2 separate regions of the Mus musculus genome follow, and region 1 is linked to region 2. Evidence: chromatin loops called from intact Hi-C (ENCODE). Cell type or tissue: left cerebral cortex. All regions are shown on one strand.

Region 1 (8,000 bases), 56 kb after region 2:
CTTGATAGTGATGAGTCTTTTGGAGATTTGCTACCCAGATTTTTTTTTTTTTAAAAGTCTAGGGGAACCTTTCTAGATACAAACCAGCGACTCTCCAGCAAGATTAGTCAGACACACTCAAGAAAGAGCAGCCTAATTTTGGTCACTTGTGAGGGAATGGGAAACCACCAGTAAGTGCTCTTAAAGTTTATGTCATGATGGATTGTAGGAGATGAAGAGGGGCATACGGAGGAAGACATGGGCTAGTTAGGAGGAGCGATGTCAGCAGAGGAAAGTGGCCTTCGGTGGCAGATCCAGGAACAGGACGAGGGAGGAAGAGGAGGAGGCGACTCGTGAGTACTGAGGCGCGAGCTGCTGATCTGAGGTGCTTGTCACAGACTGTTGCTCATGTGGACTGGTTTTCTTGCTAATGAGTCGCTTAGGCATTGCTCATAGCTCCTTCTCCAGCCATTTGCTGGGGGTGGGGGTGGGGTACACAAAACACAATTGCACATTCTTTGGACTATAGCAGCATTGGCCTGAGTGATGTCTCCCTGAGAGAGCAGATAGATCCAAGCCAAGGGCGAGTTTTGCCCGATCCCTGCAAAGAAAGGCAGCTGATATGGATTTGGTCTTTATTTCATTGCAGATGCCTTCTGTAGGTTATCTAGCTCAGTCCTTGGCAGAGTCAGTAACATGCATCACTGTCCCATTTTGCCAGGTCACACGACTAGTGGGTGACTAGGGAGCTGGGTGCCCCATGTCCTCTGTCTCCTGAGGCCTGCTTTCTCTGCTTTACCAGCTGTCCATCCAAGTCTCTTTCTGAGACTTGAAGGAACTTCAGAAAATCATGGAAGTTTCCAAATATACTGAAACTCCTCCAGACTTTAGAGTGACGGTAGCTTACTTTGTTGAATAGAGGCATGCCACTGGGCCAGGCATCTGGCATTGCTTGTTGATTGAAAGCAGAGCAGCATCTAGTTAATTTTGGGTACTGTTGTACCCGACCATCTATGATATATGACTTTGTTCATTGTTAAAATTCATGTGTGTGTGTGAATGTATGTGTGTGTGTGCACATCCACACATTGTGAACCTATGTGTGTGTGCAGGTGCAGGTAGATGCTTTTGGCCTCTGTGCAGAGGCCAGAGAAAGAAGACAGCTATTTTGGTATATCATTTTCCACCTTATTCTTTTGGGACAGAGTGCATCACTGAACCTGGGGCTCAATGTTTTTCCACTGGACCATCTGTCCAGCAAGCTCCAGCAATGTCCACCACGGGACTGGGATTGCAGGTACATGTGGTTGTGCCTGGCTTTTTACGTAGGTGCCAAGGCTCTGAACTCAGCACCTTGTGTTAGAGTAGCATGTGTTCTTACCCAACCTCCTCAGCTGAAGCTGTAGGGATTTCTCCAGGGCCCTTCCCAGTTTCCCTCAGTAGATTGCTGCAGGCTTTTCTGGAGTCCGTCTGAGAACGCGGTATTGCCTCTCCCCTGCTTTTGAAATCCTGTATTGTCTTGTGCTTTAAACTTTCCTGCTGGGCTTAGGATGGCCCGGTGTTTCCTGTGGTCAATAGAAACTGGTAGTCTCCAAGATAGACGTGAGTAAAAGAATCAGCAGACTGTGGCCTGTGGGCTTCATCTGGATATCAGCCTTTGCAAATCAAAGCGTATTGGAACATAGCCGTGTTTATTCCTTTATGTATTGCCAGTAGCTGCTTTTGAGTGGCACCGAAGGATGTCACTGGGACAAAGCCTGGAGGTCCACAAAGTCTAGAATATTCGCTCTCTGGCCCTGTGCTGAATAAGTTTGTGATCCCTGCTGTTGTCCCCTGAAAGAATCTTAGAGAAAGCCAGACACATGGATGTAGGAAGAGGGTGGTGTCACCCAGGCAACTGTATTAGGAAACCTACAGGAGGTAATGTTTTCTAGGTGGCCTTTGTATTTGGGGATACTAGAAGAGAGAGTTTTCTTGCTCATATGTTGAAAGGACTCCTGAGACTAAGCAGAGGTTCCTGGTAGGAACGTGGCCTCTGATGTTCAAGTGCAGAGCCTTGCCTGTCTGTTCTGACTGCCTATCTCATCGCGCCAAGTTTGGAGATTGTGACTCTTTGCAACCACGCAGCAGCCAAGCATGCCAGCTGATGCTTTATATCCTCCCCCCAGCCCTTCATTTAAAAATAAACTTTGCAGAATTTTTCTCACAACTCTTTAAGTATTCTGTTTTGAAACATTTAATTACCCGAGTTATTTATATGGAAAGGTCTGATATTGTTTCTAATGGGAGTCTGTTATTTATGCCTTTTGCTAAATTTTATCTTATATTAGGGGAAGGGCTGAGATTGGTTACTATGGCAACACCCTCAAAAACTGCAACAATCCCATTATGGATGTTAAAACTATAGTCATTCTGGTGGGAGGGCAGCAAGGAGAGTGGGTGGCAGTCTTTTTATTTTTACTTTAGTTTTTAAAGAAGGCCTCTCCCACTTCCAGCCTCTTGCAATTATTTATTTTAAACTTGGCAGCTTAGGGTATCGAATTGAGAAACAAAACAGAAAAAAAGTCTCATGTATTCTTTCATCAAACATCTATATATCTTTTATACCCTCTGAAGGGATACCCTGTTTTATATCTGTTCTTTCATTAAAAATATTGATTTATTTTCCAGACTTCTATTGAGGCCTACTTTGTATTAGAGATGAACAAGGAAGCATCTTTCTACGTATTTTTCCTTTTAACTTGCAAGTAACTTGAAGCCATTGATTCGGTTCACTTTATTTCACTTAAGGAAATTTGTTGAGCACATGCTGCGTGCTAGCATATGTTCATGCTATCACACAAAAGAAAGAAATAAAAATGCATAAGATAGGGGCTTTTATGGAAGAACATTTTCTTAGGGAACATAGATGAATGCTCACAGTGATGAAGAAATGGTTAAAATAAAATACTGTGGGTGCCGATACAGAGATATTTAACCCTCCAGCCTGTGAAACATTGGGGAAAACACTTTGTAAAGAGATGACATTTGGGCTGCTCTGCAGACAGATGGATTTTTTTTTTGGTTAGGGGGTGTGGTGTGGGCATGCGTGTATATCACATTACAAGCAATCTGGACCAATCTGAGAACAAATATATGGAGGTGAGGGAGTCCTTGGCTACCTGCAGAAGGACTCAGAGCTATGTGCATGTGTGTTGGACCGTTCTGAGGATATAGGCTGGGCCCATCATGTCTCGTGGACTAGATTTAGGATAGTGAGTCACTGAAGTGTTGAGGCAGGAGAACAACTTGAGCATTTGTGAGACAAATTCATAGTGAAATGATGGAAGGGGGCACCTTGGGCTTCATAGGAAGAGTTGTAGAGTAAGAAGATGTGTGGTTAGGAATTGGTGATCTCAGAGGAGGGGAGGCCCAGAGCCTGAGTGAGCATCCCACTCATCAACACACCCCTCTGTGCTCAACATGCCATCTCACTTTTAAAAAAATAGATATTTTATGTATGTTTGGTGTATATGTATGGCTTGGGTATTTAGGAAGAGAGAAACTTCATTTGAAAGATGGCCTGCATCAGATTGGCCTACGGGCATGTCTGTGGGGCATTGTCTTAGTAGTTAATGAATTCGGGAGAGGCCAGCCCTTCGTGGGTGGTACCATCCTTAGGCAGTGGTCCTGGGCTGTATAAAACAGCTAGTTATCAAGCCTGAGAGTGAACCTGCAGGAGACATTCCTCTGAGGTTACTGCCTTGATTTCTCGAACTTGTCTCTCTCAGTGATGGACTGTTACCTGGAGATGTAAGACGAAATAAACTCTTTCACTCCTGAGTTGCTTTTTATTTAACTATTAGCACATCAAAATAGTGGAATAGAAGTGAAAAGAAATAAGGATACTCGTGTGTGTGGTATGTGTGTGTGTTGCGTGTTGTGTGTTGTGTGTGTGTACCCATGTATACACAGGAGGAGGCCAGAAGACTTTCTTTAGTAATCACTTCCCACCTCATGCCACTGACATAGAGTCTCTGACTGAGCCTAAAGCTCAGCCCTTTTAGGTAGGCTGTCTGGCCAGTGATAGGTTTGTCTGGCTTTCTCCCACATTGCTAGTGCTACAGTTGTGTGAGTACAGGCCTAGCATATGGGTAAGTGACAGGGGTCTGAACTTAGGCCCTCATGCTTGGATAGCAAGCACTCTGAATCACTGAGCCATCTCGTCAGCCTGCAAGCTTCATAACTTTAAAGAACTAGATTCTGAGGTATGAATGCGATCAAAATAGTTAGAGTTATTTTTGACTGATCTAACGTTTATAACTATGATCAAACAATCCTCGAGATAACCACATTTGGCGTGTGGAATGTAGAACCTAAGACAGCTTTGATCTTCACTACTCATCTTTAACCAGTACAGTGAGGCATGCCCTGCCCTGGCAACTCTGGCCATTTGGGTAATAGAAGCCATTCATGTGGAAAACATCACACTAACTCAGCAAGAGAAATCAGCAATAAAGGCCCTGAGGCTGATTTAGATTCGAGGCTTCTTCCCTCCTTGCTGTTCAGCGCCTCTAATCCCCACTGGAGGTGGCGGACAGCCCGTTTCTCCTTTTCTACCAGAGCATCTCACCTGTTTTCTTAATGTGCTGGCCTCTGACCTGTTAGTCTGGTGTCAGAGTTCCCTGCATCCAGCAGGTAGTTGATATCACTTCTTGGACTGCTTTGCATCGTCTTTCCTTCCATATTGATGAAGGGTTCATACTTATGGTTCCCTGAGACAAGGACAGTGGTTATCCTAGCTGTACTTTACTCCCTCCCTTGCCTCCTGATAAACACTTCCTAAGACAATCGTGTGGTGGCCACCACATCTTGTGCTGGTAGCGTTCATCTTCTTTATAGGGGATTCTAAGCACACTTGGCTTCTTCAAACATCCCTTCCTTCTTCAAAGTGTGCAGCAAGCCCATTTCCCATGCTAGGTAAAGCAGATGCAAACTGGCCTGCCTCCTAACCTGCAAGAATTGCCAAGGCATAGGAGAAGGCCTTTCTCTGCTACTTTAAAGCTCCTGTCTCTTGATCTGGTAACTGTCCTTAACCACCTCTCTTCATGGTTTGAGGAGTATTTACCTCTTAACACATCATTAACTCCCTGGAACAACTCCTCCCCCAAACACCAGATTTCATATACTCGTATTCCTGTTGTGGGATGAAGAAACTAAGAGTTTTATAAGCAGTCCATTGGCATCTTCTTTGTCAAATTTCAAAAGTGGTCTGGTTCTTTTCTGAAAATGCATCATGCCTTCCTTAAAGCTTGCGAGGGACTATCCATGGGAATATCTTGTTACGCGAATGCAATCCTCCTGCCTTGAAAATATTTCCATCTACTTGGGTGTTTTGTTCCATGGGTTCAGAATCGGCGATGAGGGATGGGTTGCACTGAATGGCAAGAGTGACTGTAGGTAGCCTTGGTAGAGATTGCATGAGTACCTTAACCAGAGACACACACACTCCCTCCTCGAGCCACCACTGTATGAGCAGTTGTACAGGTCACAAACACTGTTTACAGTGACCGATTTCCCCTATGCTGGTGATGAATTTCAGCCTGAGTCTAGTCCAGATTTCTTCCTGGGCAGATTTTAATTGACAACCCAGTAGAATTCTCTTATTAAAACATCACAAGCTTAACAAGAAGTGTTGCTTTAGGCCCCATCCTCCCACCCCAGATAGCCTTTCATCTTCACATCACTTTCTCTTTAGTCTTAACTGATACCCAGAAACCCCCTGAAGAGGCTCAAATCGGAGACCTGTGCATCACCTCTGGATTCTTAAGCTTTGCCTTAACTTCTTAGTAGTTTGGTGATTTCTGTACCCACATTGCAAATTAGTGGCTTTTTTTTTTTTAAGTATAAAGACTTTTATGGGATGTAGTGGCGTGGAAACCGTCCATTATGAATGGCTTGAGGTCTATGAAGTGTGCCCCTCTCTCGGCACTCTCTTTACCAGTCAAGAATTACCGATAAGCAGGTATACTCCTTTCTTTGGAAAGGAGTTAGTTTCAGCTAGTTTCTTTGTTTAGGCCTTCATCATCTTAAAATAATGCAGCTGAGCGAAACAGAAAGGCTATATATCCTGGAACATTTCAAATATGTAAGAAGGTAACAAAATGAGCTTTGGTGAAACTGCCTAATTTTGAGTTTCAAGATAATGCCTCAACTCTCTTACTGCATACTCTTTGGTATCGAGTTAGGCTTTAGATAAAGCTTAAATGCCTTCTTAGCCCATTTTGTTCTTCTGTAACAAAACCCTTGTTAATTTGTAAAGACAAGAATGTCTTTTTTTCACAGTTCTGAGTTTACAGTGACAGGGAAGTAAATCTAAGGCTAAGATGCCAGTATCTGTTGTGGCCCTTCTTATTTTGTGGTAATGTGTCAGAAAGGTAGAGAGATAAAAGGAGGCCAGGCTCACCTTTTCTTCCAGTGGCAATCCTACCCCTAGGAAGGGAGCTCCTGTGGCCTTTTACCTCTCACGGAATTCATCTCTTCATACTTAAACAGTGATGGTTAAATTCTGACCCAGTTGCGTGTGCGTGTGTGCTTGCATGCATGCACGCATATGTCAGCATGGAGGCCCAAGGTCGATTTTGGGAATGGCTCTTCTGACATTGAGGCAGGGTCTCTGTCAAACCCAGAACTTGCTGATATGGCTGATCTCAATAGCCAGCATGCTCTGGGGAAACCCTGGGATTACACACAGGCTGGCCACCACACCCCTTGGCATTTATGCAGCCTTTGTGGATCCACATTTAGGCATTCCAGTATGCTAGGCATGTTCAGGCAGCAAGTACTGCAACCTCTGAGCCATCTCCTTAGCTACTGACCCGAGCTCCCAGATGGACTAAAACCACGTAGACTTTGAAACCATGACACAGCCACTGACATCTGAACTGTGCAGTTCTGCTTTGTGGATTGCAAATCCACTTTGTACTCTGACGCCCCTCAGAGACAGAAAACATTTCCTTTCCCCAGACACGTTCCCTTTCCTTAGAAGTGTTTTCCACTTCGATTCCATGCAGCGAGAGGCAGGCACTCTTCTTGGGTTTTTCAACATAGTTGAGTACCTGTGTGCATATGTGAGTGCATGTGTTTGTGTGCATGTGTGTGTGAGTACATGCATGTGTGTATGTGTGCATGAGTGTGTACATGTGTGTGTGCTTGTGTGTGCATGGATCAACTTTTACTTTTAAAGCTGTACTGGGATTACGCTGAGATTTTATTAACTCCAAGATTGAATATACAGGCTACTGATTTCCACGGATCTGAAATAAAAGATTTATTGAAGAGTTCAGAGCTCATTCCTTTCTGGATTCGCTCTGACATTTGCCTTCTGACTTTCTGTATTTCTTTCTTTTTAAAATTCACACGTGCACACATAATAAACTCAGGAAATTGAGACTTTCTGAAGCCCCAGCTATATATGGATTAAGAGTGCTCTGACCCCAGACCTGCCTCCTCAGCTGAACCTCCCTGCCTGCAGGTGAGCTGGCCTCGAGGGTGTGAGAGAGAGCCTCTTGCCAGCTGTAGCATGTTGGGGGAGCAGATGTACCTCACCTGGGCAGCACAGTAGAGCTGGCCTGGTGACAGGGGGTGGGGTGGGGATGGAATGTGGGGGAGTGAGCTAGCCTGGAGGTCATGGGCACCAACCAGAGAATTGCTCCCCTCCCCCAAGTCCCTCACCAGAGTCCAGTAGAGCTGGCCCTGGCGGTGTGGACAGGGAGTGCTGGAGAGTTGATCAACTCAGCTTCCACCTAGCATTCAGAGTTGGTTCACCCCAACATCTACTCCATCTATGAACTGCTGGAGCATGTGAAGGGACCTGTCCTACAGGTCCAAGGCTGCAGGATCTCCATGACACAGGGTAACAGTAGGAGATCTGAGAGGCCTGTGTTGCACAGCTTCTACAGCAAGAGGTTTTTTGTTTTTGTCTTTGTTTTCTTTATTTCTTTTTTATTTTCTTCTGGAGGGGAGGTTGCAAGGGCAGATGG
Region 2 (8,000 bases):
AAAGGTCCCCCACGTCTGGAGGTTACTGCTTGGCGCCAGCTCTGATGCTGCAAGAAGGTGACGGACAAAATGCTGCCTCGGGCATCTGTCATCAGTGGACTGGACTGAGATGTGCCCAGCAGCTCATCAGTGCTGAGTAGCTCCTGGGTCCGGGTCCGCTTCCCTTGTGCGCTAACCAGGGCGCGGCAACCCGGCTTGCCTCCAAGTTTCCCTGGGCACTCTCCTTTCTTGATGACCAGTGTTTGTCCCCAGCGTCCTAAGCCCCGCGGCTCCCACCCTTTCCCTCTCTCCTCCACTGCGATCCATTGCCTGCAGGCAGAGTTCAAGTTCAGTCCCGGCTTTTGCTCTGGATTTAGAAAAAGGAGAAGGGGTGGGAGAATTGGAGGGAGCCGGCTGGTCGGGCGAGGCCGAGGGGAGGCGGAGAGAGGTGGCCTCTGATTGGTTGGGGAGGGGGAGTGGAGGCACGGAGTTTCCCACAATGCCCCGGTGCGGTGCAGCCGCGGATGGATGCTGCGGGAAGGGGCTGCCATTTGCTGCCCCTGCCAGCGGCGCGCGGACCTGCCCGCGCTCCCGCCGCCTCCAGCGCCCTCAGCCCGACCGGCCTCTGCAGCGGCACCACCTCGGCTTCTTTCGCGGCCGCCGGAGCGGTCGCCATGAACCCCAGCTCCTCGGCGGGAGAGGAGAGAGGGGCGACGGGTGGCAGCAGCAGCAGCGGAAGCGGCGCCGGGAGCTGCTGCCTGGGCGCCGAGGGCGGCGCGGACCCGCGGGGTGCAGGGGCAGCGGCTGCTGCTGCCTTGGAGGAGCCCGCGGCCGCCGGACAGAAAGAGAAGGAAGAGGCGCTGGAGGAGAAGCTGAGGGACTTAACTTTCCGGAAGCAGGTCTCTTACAGGTAGGCGCGGGAGCTAGCGAGACAGGTGCCGCCCAGGGCGGGGGACACTTGCTCTAGCTCCAGAGAGGCACTTCTGTAGAGTTGGGGTTCAGTCTCTCTCTCTCTCTCTCTCTCTCTCTCTCTCTCTCTCTCTCTCTCTCTCTCTCTCTTCAACCTTCGTACCTCCGTGGTTTTGCTTCTATGTATGTCTGTCTATCTGTCTCTCTCTCCTGGGGATATGTTGTTCTCATCCTCTAATTCTGGGTTGAAGAGAAGAAGTGGGGTGCCCCAGCTTCTTCTCCCTGTAACACCCAGGGAGGGGTGCACTTGTAACAGAAGAGAACACTAAGGTCAGAACAAGATCAAAACCACATCTGTGAGTGTATGGGGTGCAAACCCAGACATGCCCAGTTAGAAGAGTTGCCAAAGTTGTCCCTAGGCTAGTGTCATCTCCACACTCCCCCATCCTTGCCGAGTTCACTGGGTGAGCCTTGGGCACTAACCGGATCGCTGAGATCTGTTCTGACAGGCAGCAAAGAATAAGCCATACAGAACAGAAATCCTTATGGGACGTTCTTGTCTGTTAAAGACTAGTGAGCTATGGGTCTCTTCTTGTAGGTATGTAAGTATGTCAGTGGGTGTTGGTGTTACATGCCTGTGTGTTCTCTCCCTCTCTCAGTGTGGACAGCCTACTCCCAGGCTTACCTCCCCCCAACCCCCTGCCCCCACCCCACCCCCACCCCCCGTCCCAGTGCTGGTGAGAAGAGATCACACTGGCACCTGAGGCTGGATGTGTCTTTGACACTAGGACAGTGTACGGTGAACGTCCACCCAATTACGCTTTATGAAGCCCCAATTGTGTGAGGATCCAAACCAAAGGGAAGATTTCATAGGTTCCTTACACTGCTCTCCCATTCCCAGGCACGAGAGACGGCGCCGAGACCACCCTCACTGGTGATTTTTAAAAGTTGAGGCCATAAGCAGAGTCTTGCTGGGTCTCAGAGTGATACTTGGAAAGGGGGGGGGGGCGGGTCAAGGAAAGCATCTTTGGAGCCCTCCTCCTTTTGGGTTAGCATTCTCTTCTAGAAAAACCATCTAAAGTATTAAGCCTGTCACACCATGTGCTGTTATGTAAGCAAAAGCAGATGACAGAGGTGTGTGGGTTGCGAGGGTGTGCTCTGTTTATGGGGGCAGGTGTGTGAATCACTGGAATCCCCACAGGCATTGCCTGGACTGGAGGCCCTGTCATCAGGGCATGTGCTCTGTGTCTAAATGCCGGTTTCTGCTGATTCCTAAATGGTCTCCATCCGTAGCCAGGTGGTTGCTGCTGCATCCATCCCTTGCTTGCATTTTGCTCTCTGTGCGCAGAGGGGGTTTCCCACCTGAGTTGTCCTCTTAGTTACTCACACAGATCAGTTCCAAATGGATCTTTTTATATTTTCGGTTTCTAAAAATAGGCAGGTGGGGAGGAGTGGGGTAGGTCTAGGGAGGTAGGCTAGGACACAGGCAGTTCAATTGTACTTAGGATGGTCTGTCTGGCTCTTAGGGGAACAGGAACTATATTCAGCCTAATTTAGGAGCTGTAAGTTGAGGGGGTGTTATCACGTGAAATACATTGTGGGTCTGGGCTTCTGGGCTAAGAGAAGCTCCTGGGTCATTGGTATTCATGAGACTCCTCATTGGATAGGGCTGTGAAGCCAGAATTTGCAAGGGAAATCACTTCAGCTTGCCTCTTGGCAGGGGTCATTCTCTGAGGCTCTCTCTTAGAAAAGCATAGAGTCGGGGCGTGCAGCTTCCTGGGTGAAATGCTCCCACAGGCATGTGGAAGTGTGTTTGTCACAGAAGACACGGAAACAGGAGCATTTTTGCCAGAGAGGAACAGTACACGACACTGACCTATCTTGAAAGCCACTGTGGTGGCTTTTATTTCTTGGATGCTATTTCTTCTTGAATAAAGCCTCACAGTTTTCAAGGCAAGTGACACTTGGCACACACAGCACCTCAGGTGGCTGGTCAGATGGCTTGCAATCCCCAGGTGAATAGCCTCCACTCTCTGTGGGTGATGCTGGCTGTTACACTCCTCAGGTGATGCTTACACACCAGTACCTGAGAGTTGCTGTCTCCAAGCTTCAGTCATTGACCCTTGAACTCATAAACTGCTCAGCCAAAGCAAGCCAGGCAGTCATAGCAAATGGTCTTCCTGTTGGCCTTGGTAACCCTTTGTGCTGGACTCAGAGGTGGCAGTGGACCCGATGGTCTTGATGAAAGGATTCTGGGCATGACTTAGCATGGGGGACTAGTGGGAGGTAGTGGAGTGGATTCAGGAAGCCCTTGGGGGAATAGATTCTATGCAGAAGTGTGTAGCAAGAGTAGGAGGTACAGCTTCTATGTAGGGGATCATTTGAGGTGGTGGAGTGGAGATCTGCAGGCAGGTGGAAATGCCTCGAAGAACACGAATATTTGTAGAATGAAAGTTGGTGTGAAGAAGGGGGCTTTGGAGGACTGTGTGTGTGTGAGTGTATGTGCGTGTGTGTGTAGGGGGGTCTCATCTGCTTCTCTTGTTGCTAAGGAACATATAAGCTAGAGTTTAAAAATAAATGAAGAGTGGGTGGGCATATGCAGTGACTCCTGTCTTTTTAGGAACCAGAGCCCTTTACAAAAAAACCTTTAAATAACCATTTCTGGAGGCAGATTATTCATTTTGCTGACTTTTTACTTCGTGAAGTCAAATAAACTCCTTTACATACCCCTAGATTTTCCCCCCATTATCTTTTCTTTCATTGGCTGTTCTTTTGGGGGGATGATTTTTCCCGTGAGAATTTTTCTTTTCTTTCAGAATCTGCACCCCAAGAGCAAATAGTTCCTGTAGATGGTAAAGCTAAAGGTTTTAGCAGGCAATGCTACGAATCTGGCACTTTTCTGTTAAAATTACTACTTCCTTTTTCTTTGCAAATAATGGTATTGCAACAGATACATATTGTAAAGGACTATATAATATGTATGTAAGGACTCCTTATTTTAGCTGCTGTAAGAATTCTCATTTAAGCGAATAAAAAGTAAAGGAAAGAAAACCCAGAAAGACAGAGAAGGAGAGAGAAAAGGCAGCTGGTATCGACTGTGTTCTATTTGTCAGGCAACACTGTGGGAAGTATTTTAGCATATTGTTTCTTTTGTGTGTGTGTGTGTGTGCATGCTTGTGTGTAAGAATGAGTGTGGGAATGTGTGTGGGTGCATATGTATATGTGCAGGTACATGTGGAAAATTGAAGTTGACATTTTCTTTTTAAATTTGCTCTTAATTTATTTATTGAGACAGGGTCTTTGAACTGGGAACTGGCTGATTCCGGCTAGTCTAGCTAGCCAGCTTGCCCTGGGAATAACCTCGTCTCTGATTCCTAACTTCTGGGATTACACATGGCCACCAAACCAGTGCATCTTCTAAGTAGTGCTTAGATGTCAGATCACGCTGGCCAGGTGGACAGGAGCTTTATCTACTGAGCCTTATCCTCAGGCTTGTATGTTCTGTCTTATTTGAGCTTTATGGTGGTTCCATGATGTGATTATTACTGTGTTTGTTTTAGAGAAAGTGAACCTGAAGCTTGGGGCTTGGGCTAGAGGCAAATCTGACTCTAAAGGTTTTTCTTTAGACTGCATCTTTCTGGTTGTTTCCTCAAGCCTCTGTGCTAGGGTTGAACTCTTTGTATGTGTGAATATGGGTACCAGTGTGTGTGTGTGTGTGTGTGTGTGTGTGTGTGTGTGTGAGTGAGAGAGAGAGAGAGAGAGAGAGAGAGAGAGAGAGAGAGAGAACTGATTTTTCACCACAAGATTCTTCAGGTTTCGAGTTTTTCTTTTTCTTTTTCTCTTTCTTTCCCTTTTTTTCTTTTTCTTTTTCTTTTTTTTTCTTTTTCTTTTTTCTTTTAAAATTTAGACAGGGTCTTTGCATGACTCTGGCTGTCCTGGAATTCCCTATGTATACTCTGTAGAACAGACTGATCCCGAACGCACATAGATCCACTTGCTTCTGCCTCCTGAGTGCCGGGGTTAAAGGTGTGCGCCACCAAGCCCAGTCCTCCCTGTTCTTTCTTAAGTGCTTCATCCTTTGGGCTGAGGCTCCTTGCCTTGGCCTCGATGGCTAGTGCCTTCAGAAACCCTCTACTATTTCATAACTGGAAATGAATATAAATTCATGATCTTCAGCAAATTGTTTGGTTTTGCTTCTGGGAACAAAACCACCTCCAAGACACCTGTTATCTCTACGAAGACACCCATGTTAGAAGTTTATGCACTTTTAAAATAATTTCTGCAGGTGCTGTGTAGGTGCATGGAGGTTTGGTGCAAAGCTGCTGCCTTTCCTCTTTGGGCAACACACAGCAAGAGAGAAAGTATAAGCTTGCTTGTAAGGAGGCCTTGGCAGGAGCCATTATCTATGAATTTCTATTCGTGGACTTAACTTGCTTCATTTGAGGCAAGTCATAGTGGTCACACTTGACCTTTCTCACGGAAAGTTTCTAGTACAGTATAGAAGCAAAGGCCGGTACAATGGATCTTCTTATAGTAGACAACTGCTAGAAAGGGGGTCTCTTATTCCTTAACTTTGATGACAACAACAAAGTGCAGTTGTCCCTTAGTGGCTGTGGGGGACTGGCTTCAGGATTACTGTGCAGATAAGCCCCTTAGATAAAACCGCATCACATTCGCATATAACCTGTTTGCACCTTTTGAGTCATCTCCATTTCTTAATACATGTTTTAATAAAACATAAAACATAAACAAAGTTTAATGCACTTCAAAGAGTTGTCAGACACCATTAATGATAACATGGCATGCTCGGTCCAGAAATAGTTTTATTTTTTTCCCTAATGTTTTCAATCCATGGTTAGTCGAGTCTATAGTGGCAGGACCCGACGACACAGACGTCTCACTGTGTTCCCGAGTCGTGTTCTGTTCACACAAACAAGACTGTATTAGTAAGGGACAGCTGGGAGTTGGAAGCTAAACAGAGTAGCATGGTCATGTCTCTTCCTTGCTCTGGAGTTAGTAGTATACAGGAAACATTGTCTTCGGAATATCCGCATGTAACGTTCTTCTTTACAAAGCCAGTTTTAAACATCTGTGCTCTGTTTTATACATTTGTTAGCTACAGAGTTCAGGGTGAGACAGAAACACTTCCGGTAACTTCATGTCTTCCTCTAGTCATTATTTAGGCACGGCAGTGTTACCTTCCTCTGTGGGGACACATACCAAGTGAGATTTCAAATGAACTGCTGTCCAGAGTGTGTCTGCCGAGACTCATCTCTGAGAAGAAGGATTTGATTTGTTTATGTTTTTTCTTTTATATGGGAGAGTTCTCACTCTGAGCCCTATGGAGTTGGGTGCTGGAGAAGTGGAATAGAGCTTTGCTGGTGTTCAATTCTGTTGTGGCAACAGTGATATTGCCTCATGGGGCCAAATTAAATTAGAGGAGAGCCAGCTCTTTCTAACACTTGACTTTCTAATCTGAGAAAATGAGGACTCCCAGGGAGTGCCAACCTGGTCGCTGCACCTCTCTGTTCTGCTGGGCTGGGATCTGGGGTACTTGTTTGCTCTGCCACCCCAAGGCGTACTTGGAGTCGAAACCCCTTTGAGACCAGAGGCATCTGGAGAAGCCACAGTCACCTTTGGGCTTAGCATGTGTTCTTGGGTTTGCATTGGTTGCACAGATCTTGTGAAGGCTGATGGATTTTTTTTTCTGAGGTCCTATCTTGGGATAGCTGCTGCATTGAGGGGCGTGTGAGCGATTCTTCTGATAGATGCCAGAGGAAGGAAGGAATTTGCACAAAACAACAATAAACAAATACCAGAGGGAGATGAAATTTGCACAGAATAATGATGGAACAGACTAATTTCTAATTGAGCTGGATGGAACATATTGCCAGGCACAGCAAACCAGGGCAATGTGCAAGATTAAAGAAACACAATAACAAGCTGAGTCTGTTTGAGAGCAATGCTCTCATTGAGTCTCTGTACTTGTTTGCCAGCCAGCAGGCTCCCCCATAAGGTGAGAGCTCTGAAGGCCCACGTTTGGGTCATCTCATGTGGGTCTCTTCAGATAACTTGGTTAGGACTCAGATGACTTTGTTAGTGATAGCCTGATCTAGGAATTAGAGATGATAGTAGAGAAATGACGTATCTTCTTTGAGGCTCAACATAGTCACTGTAAAATGGGGTCACAGAAGTATCTGCCCCAAAGGCTTAGAGATTAAGGGTGTTACATTATGTCCAGAACGCAACTGGGTTAGCTGTCCAAAAGAATCTTGTCCTTCTTGAGTGGTAGGTAGAAGACAAATATTTATTGAATGAATAACTTAATCGTCAACTTTAAATAAGCAGCCACTTTTGCCTCTTTCAGATCCATTGTAAATACTGTTTTCCCATCTTCTGCCTTTCTCTCCTGTACACTCTGCTCAGCAGCCCAGAGCAGTGTTTCTGTCTGTTTACAACTTCCTCTTGGAGTACCTGCTCCAGCCATCTAGCCAGCTGCTGGAGGCCGGAGGAGGGAGGCAGAAGCGCTTCCTTACCCATCTATTTGCAGCTTGTCAGAGAAAAGGCCTTAATTTGCCTTCTGAGCAGTGCTAATTAGCTCTCCGGTTCTTTCTGTCTGTCTTATGCTTTTCCAAGGGCAGCATTGATTTTTCTCCCCAGGGTATTTTCTGCCCATGTTTCCTTCTGTGAGTAGAACTTTTAACCCAGCATTCCTGAGGACTGTCCGTTCACTCCAGCAACCTAGGCTGTGTGTTACTTCACACATCTTTCCTTTAGACCCATCTGAATGACGTGCGTGCGTGCATGTGTGTGTGCATTCGTGCATGTGGGTATGGGCCTGCACGTGTGTATGTGTGTGTGCAAGGTTACTTGAAGAATGCTTTTGCTTACTCTGTGACTCTGAGCTTTTGCTTTGTTTATAATTTGCTTAATTACAAAGTCTTCAAAAGAGTGACAACTACTCCTCATAGTCATGTATCCTACACAGCACAAGAGAATGGCTTATGAGTTCCCCAACATCTCCAGGATTCACTGATGTGTGGTCTCCACCCAGCTTGGATTATTCTAGACAAAAGTACCTCATTAAGTCAGATGTTTGCACACTGGCTGAA

The links. Hi-C counts contacts between places; a loop is a spot of excess contacts. Peaks named below come from ENCODE experiments on the same cell type or tissue, not always from the same donor. Only the 100,000 strongest peaks of a DNase experiment are listed, where the experiment ranks them.
Region 1: it touches region 2 in a loop (3-fold over the local background); 5 of 42 quality-filtered maps call a loop at or near these places.

The regions. Positions count from the first base shown.
Region 1 is chr6:37,236,685-37,244,684 of GRCm38, reverse strand. All of the region lies in intron 1 of Dgki (diacylglycerol kinase, iota), which reads left to right. Among named protein-coding and RNA genes, the nearest start is that of Dgki, 59 kb to the left of the region's middle. In left cerebral cortex, no CTCF peak of the experiment used is centred here; DNase peaks (open chromatin) are centred at 2,096, 2,394, 2,819, 3,103 and 2 more places; H3K27ac peaks cover 2,811 bases.
Region 2 is chr6:37,292,452-37,300,451 of GRCm38, reverse strand. It overlaps Dgki (diacylglycerol kinase, iota), which reads left to right and starts at 476. Exons shown (of 34, transcript NM_001081206.2): 1 at 476-889. The coding sequence starts at 504. In left cerebral cortex, no CTCF peak of the experiment used is centred here; DNase peaks (open chromatin) are centred at 2,484, 3,289, 5,132, 7,446 and 3 more places; H3K4me3 peaks cover 4,393 bases; H3K27ac peaks cover 3,465 bases.